Regions from separate parts of the Homo sapiens genome. Here region 2 is linked to region 1. Evidence: chromatin loops called from intact Hi-C (ENCODE). Cell type or tissue: PC-9. All regions are shown on one strand. Each heading gives the region's core, and the rest is flanking DNA. Links, peaks and the distances in the headings are about the cores only. Region 1 has its middle 85 kb from the start of LINC01991. Region 2 holds the start of LINC01991 (long intergenic non-protein coding RNA 1991).

Region 1 (2,913 bases), core at 143-2,642:
TCTAACGCTTCATGTGTAACAGTTTAAAAGATTGGCATGCTTCCCTCTATGGCTTTCCCATCTCATACAAACTTTAAGTTGCTGAAAATCACAAGTGATCGTCTCTGAATCCTAACTATAGACATTAAAATGAGAAAAAATAGTTCTTCTGGTTGTTTTGAAAATGATATAACTCTTTCCTGATAGTTAAAATAACATTTACCTCTTCTTATAAGTTGGTCTGGGTTGTCTTACTATTTTATTATGTGACAGCTTCTAACATTTTAAGCCGATTCCTTCAAGTTGTCCTAAAACCTCAGTATCACTAGAGATTACTTGCTAAAACTTTATTTTTCAATGATTAAAAAGTAAACAAATAGACCAGGTGCAGTGACTCACACCTGTAGTCCTAGCACTTTGGGACGCCAAGGCGGGTGGATCACGAGGTCAGGAGTTCAAGACCAGCCTGGCCAAGATGGTGAAACCCCGTGTCTACTAAAAATACAAAAATTAGCCCTGCGTGGTGGCACGCGCCTGTAATCCTGGCAACACAGGAGGCTGTGGCAGGATAATTGCTTGAACCCAAGAGTCAGAGGTTGCAGTGAGCTGAGATTGTGCCATTGCACTCCAGCCTGGGGTAAAAAGAGAAAAACTCTGTCTTTTAAAAAAAAAAAATTAAACAAATAGATCATCAAGTTATTTATGACGATTAAACAAAAGGACACAATAGGTTTTCTCTTAAAAATCAGCTTGTATATGTATGCTTCTATGGAATATTTGTCTGGGCTTCAGGACAGGGATCTCCTGCTACCCCTGCTGTGTGAACTTGGATAAGGCACCAGCCTTTCTGGCCTCAGTTTCCCCATCTACAGAACAAGAGAGAGACATACAAGTGATTTTTGAAGACCTCTCCAGCTCTCAAAGTTATCAGGGTAAAGTATCAAGAGGTTATGAAACGTCTCACACTGTGGGAGGGAACAAATATGTCATGATTTTGTTCCAGTTTAATCTGTTTCACATTTAGTATAGTCCAACCTGTGATAGGTCCTCTGTGGAACATAGATGACTCACTTCCTGTCCTAAGTGGGTCTTCTCTGAGGTATGGAACAGATCCTTCCTTCAGATATGGAGCCAGCAGGGGGGGTCAATGGGCCTCTGGGCAAATTCTTCGTGTTCTTTATCTGTGTCAAATTAAACCTGCTAATCAGCATACACCTATGCCCAAGGGCATGTAAGGACAGTGCAGCTTAGAAACTAGATGTTCCTGAAAAGTGTGCCCATCAAGTTTTTATAAACATGATCACATTTTAAATGTAGAAGAGTAGTTGGCAACTGAAATGGAGATTAGGGTAAACCTTTTTGTAAGATGACAAATGCCTTTTGTTAAGTAATATTGAAGGCTGAAAAGCCCAGTGTATCTACCACTTCTTCCAGGGAGTCTCCCCAGCCTGCTGCTGGATCCTGGCAACTTCATTCATCTCCTTCCCCTCTAAATTCCACTCTACTTTAAGAGCTGAGCCCACATCAGTAAGTACAAAATTATGCTCTTGAAACCACAGGGTCCTAAAATGTTAAGGCCAGAAGGGAACTTTGAAACATCAATCTCTTTACCCTACCTTTATCACCCACTCATTTGTGTATTCATTAATTTATTTATTTAACAAATATTTAGTTAATGCCTACTGTGTGTTAAACATTGGGCTAGGCATAACACATACAGCAAAATCAAGGCATAGAAATCTCCTACCCTCATGGAATTTACATTTTCTCTCTGTGTGTAAAGGTAAACAGTGTATATGTTGGTTGGCTGATGGAATGGGGAATTACTGGTTGGGAATGGAGAGCTACTTTAGATTGGTGGGCAGAGGAGGTTTCTGTGAGGAGGTGACATTTAAGCTGGCATCTGAAGAATGAGAAGGAGCCAGCCAGGGCAACTGCTTAGGGTGGAGAGAAAGAGTAACTGGTGGAGACTGAGTGACGGGGAAGAACTGGGAGAGCCTAGAGAACTTGAGAGGGGTAGAAAAGGGGTAGCGAGGTGCAGGTGCAGACAAAGGCAGAAAGGAGGGCAGGGATCATATCAGAGAGGGCTTTGAGGCCATGGTGTGGAATTGGTATTTTCTGCTGAGTTTAGTGGGAAGCCATTGGATGGCAAAGAGCAGGGGAGTAAAATCTGATTTATATTCTTGAAAGATCCTTTTGGCTGCTTTTTGGAAAAGTGATTGTAAGGAAATGAGAAAGAAAGCAGAAAAAATGTTCTAGAGGAGCTTTAATGGGACTATTTTAGACTAGGGTTGTTGCAGTGGGGTGCAGAGATGTGCACAATTAATTTTGGGGGTGGACTCACAAGACTTGTTTCTGGTGATAGGGGGTAACTGGATAGGGGGTTAAGAAATAGGAAGGAATGAAAGATAATTCTTTATCTTTAAGCTTGAGAACTGGGGGAAGGGTTGTTTATTAAGATAAAAAGATTGGGGAAATACAGTACAGCTTTGAGAGAAAATCCAAGAAACCTGTTTTGGATGTAGTAAGTTTCATATTCTTATTGGGCCCTCGAGTAGAGATGTTGGATAGATCACTGATTCTTCTCAAAAGGCCTTCTGATTATTGCAAAGGTTTTAGCTTTGTCTCCTGATCTAGACCAAAATTCTCCTGAAGATAGGCAAAGCTTATGTTTTATATGTCTTCTTCTTCATTGACTTCAGGGTGAGAGGAAAGTAACACAATTTTTATACTCCCATATTCTGGATTAAATAGGCTTGGTGTGCTGAGTCTGCTGTATCGGCTTGCAAGAGCTAATTGCTAAGATTCCAGAAATGCTACAAGCCAGTTGTAAAAGCATCCTTGAATTCGGTCATGGTGGAGTACTTACACACAAAATTTGGCAAACTATAAATTGGGGATTTTTTTTTTCTTAGTGAGCCTGGTTACCAGCGT
Region 2 (2,913 bases), core at 302-2,801, 86 kb after region 1:
CTCAAGTGGTCTCTCCTCTTCCCATACACACCTTACGGATTCTTCACAGGGTGTGATGATGGGAAGCCTAGACACGCTTATCAGAAGGTAGGAAAAAATGGTGTCTTGGAAGTGCTTGTAGCTTTCCAATGAGGGGAGTCACTTTAAAGCTTTGTTTATCTTTCTGTGCCTCAGCTAACCCCAGAGGAAAATCTTAGCTCAGGACAGGAAGCTCAGAGCACCCAAAAGGATGACTACTGCAGTGCAAGACTATTTATGTCTGCCTCTTACATATCCCTCCGTGTTCTCCCCCAGGAGGCCTGGGCTGTGCTGCAGCTCCAAGGAGGCCTGCATATATCATCACTCCCTAGGAAACCAAGGGGTATGGCAGAAACCGAGCTCTGGGATCAATTATACTGGTAAAACTACAAAGGCAGGGGGTGAGCCAGAGTGTTGTGGCTTAGGAACAACTTGCTGAAAAAAGACTTGATGTTCCCAAGTAGAACCCTGTGGCCCCAGGGGAGGTGACCTCGGCTGTCTGGTCAACCAGCCAGAGTGCTAGGTCTCAGAAGCCAGGACACACCTTCCGTTCCAGTTGACTCACTTGAGTGGCAAATTCTTTTCTCCCTCACAATCCTCTCATCTTCAAAGGGAATTCATTAAGCCCCACCATGCCATCGGCACTTGGCCAGGTGTTATACTGGCCCATTAGGTGGACACAGGCCGTAGCCCCAGGGAGCATGCCAAATGAGGTGGAGGGTGGCAGCTGTGACCTAGTGACATCCCCTGAGGTGGTTTTGCAGCACCTTCTATAAACCCTCCAGCTGTTTCAAACTATTTGTGTGGGGCTTTCCACACAAGCTGTGTTCTCTCCCGTCCCCTTGCTTTAGTTCACTCTTTTCCTTTTGCTTGGAATGCTCTTCCACTCTATCTGTCAATGCACTCAAATGCCCACTCCTGGATGGAGACTTTCCTGGCAACCCCAGGCAGAATTAGCCACTCCCAATTCTGTGTATTCTCATAGCACTCTGTATCATTAATATAGCACATGCCAATCTGTGCTGGAATCATCTGCTTATATGTCTGTCTCCCTAATGGACTCTGAATTCCTTGAAGATGCATTCTGCGACTTATCCATCTTTGTTTCTTCAGCAAGAATTTGGTTGGTGCTTAGTAAATGTGTGCTGAGTTAAATGCAGAAAGGGACACAGCTCATGATTTTATCTGATTTTACCTTGTGGTATAACTGGAAGCAGGTCACGTCTGTCTGAGTTTTAGTTTCCTTTTCTGTAAAATGGGTGGGGGGAGGATACATTAGAAAATGGCCTCTAAGAGGTTTTCTGGCTCTACTGTCTATGATTTTAAAATTCTAGTCTCCTATTGAAAAACCGAGAGTTCATCATAACTCTTTAAAGACCAACATGTTTTCGTTTACATGTATCAAAGAGCCTGATGTTCCCTTCCCACCTCTAGTCTGCCACCTATAAAAAAAGTTGTGTATTGCTTAGCAGTTTGCAAATTTTCTGACTGAAGTTTCAAGAGGTTTGTGGGATTGATTGATTACAGGAAGCGTGTAAATTTTATCTTCCCTGGGGAATAAAATTGTGGGACTAATTGATTCTTTTAAAGGCTTGTATTTTCTGGTGATTTTGTCAGCCTGGGTACATGTGGAAAGGGGTCTTGTGTAGCTGCTTGTGGCATCCCTGTGTCTCTCTTCTCACCACAATGCAGGCGTCACTGCACGTGCCACACCTAGTAGTCTGTGTCCCATGAGGCCCATGCTTTTCCTAGGCTACCTCTCTGCCCCTTGAGTTACATGTTTGGAAATTCCTGCATGGATAGAACTGAGTACCCCTCGCCTTCTGAGAACATATTTACAAGGTGCTAATAACACCTAACTATGATCTTAGAACTAGTCTACATGGTGAGTCAGACGGGGCTTATTTTCGACCCATTTTTCAGATGGAAGTAAGACACAGGGAGGTGAAATGACTTGCATGAGGTCTCACAGCTAGGAAGGTCTTCTGGACCTGGCTTAATAAAACCCAATGTTCTTAATTTCATCAACTCCTTTAAAAATTACTTTGATTGCTGCTTTCTTGATTGGCTGCTCTCAGGCCTCTTGGCTGATGAAACCAGAGGCAGGTGAATTCTACCAGAAGGAAAGAAGGGGTTCTAACCCACTACTGATTTTGTGGGACAAAGTGGCTGCATTCATTAGTGAAGGGGGAAGTCAGATTAGTTAAAACTGTCCATTTGGTGGTTTCTATCATTAGCATCTCACTATGCCAGTAAATGAGCTGTTGAAGCCTGAAGTAGGGGCTCCTCCTGAAAGCTCGAGAGGATTCCAAAGCTGCTGGGCTCCGTGGAGGAACATCCAGGAGCACATGGTCTCCATGTTCCCTTTTTTAACTCTACAAAGGCAGCTAAGAGGGAGCGCAACTTGTTACTGCACATCTCTGAGTGTCAGTTTTTCTATCTGTGAAATGGGGATAATAAATCCTCCCTAGCTTACCTCAGAGGATGGCTGTGAGGGTCACATATTATGATGGAGGTGGCAGTGCTCTAGAATCTGAAAGTGCAGGGCAAAAATCAGGTAATATCATTTGCTCTTGTTATTATACTTTTTTTTTTTTGGGACTGAGATTCACTCTGTTGCCCAGGCTGGAGTGCAATGGCACAATCTCAGCTCACTGCAACCTCCACCTCCCGGGTTCGAGGAAATCTCCTGCCTCATCCTCTCAAGTAGGTGGGATTACAGGCACCCACCACCACACCTAGCTAATTTTTGTATTTTTGGTAGAGAGGGTGTTTCACCAGCCAGGCTGGTGTTGAACTCGTGACCTCAGGTGATCCACCCACCTCGGCCTCCCAAACTGCTGGTTTTACAGGTGTGAGCCACGGCGCCCAGCCTTGTTATTCTACTTTCATAAC

What was found. Peaks named below come from ENCODE experiments on the same cell type or tissue, not always from the same donor. Only the 100,000 strongest peaks of a DNase experiment are listed, where the experiment ranks them.
Region 2: a loop joins it to region 1, with 7 times the contacts of the local background. A loop is called at or near these places in 4 of 110 quality-filtered maps.

The regions. Positions count from the first base shown.
Region 1 is chr3:188,059,531-188,062,443 of GRCh38, reverse strand. No RefSeq gene overlaps it. Among named protein-coding and RNA genes, the nearest start is that of LINC01991, 85 kb to the right of the region's middle. In PC-9, for the core only: no CTCF peak of the experiment used is centred there; DNase peaks (open chromatin) are centred at 1,093 and 1,823; H3K27ac peaks cover 1,237 bases.
Region 2 is chr3:187,973,500-187,976,412 of GRCh38, reverse strand. It overlaps LINC01991 (long intergenic non-protein coding RNA 1991), which reads left to right and starts at 6. Exons shown (of 3, transcript NR_135538.1): 1 at 6-87. In PC-9, for the core only: a CTCF peak has its summit at 1,443; a DNase peak (open chromatin) is centred at 612; H3K27ac peaks cover 1,107 bases.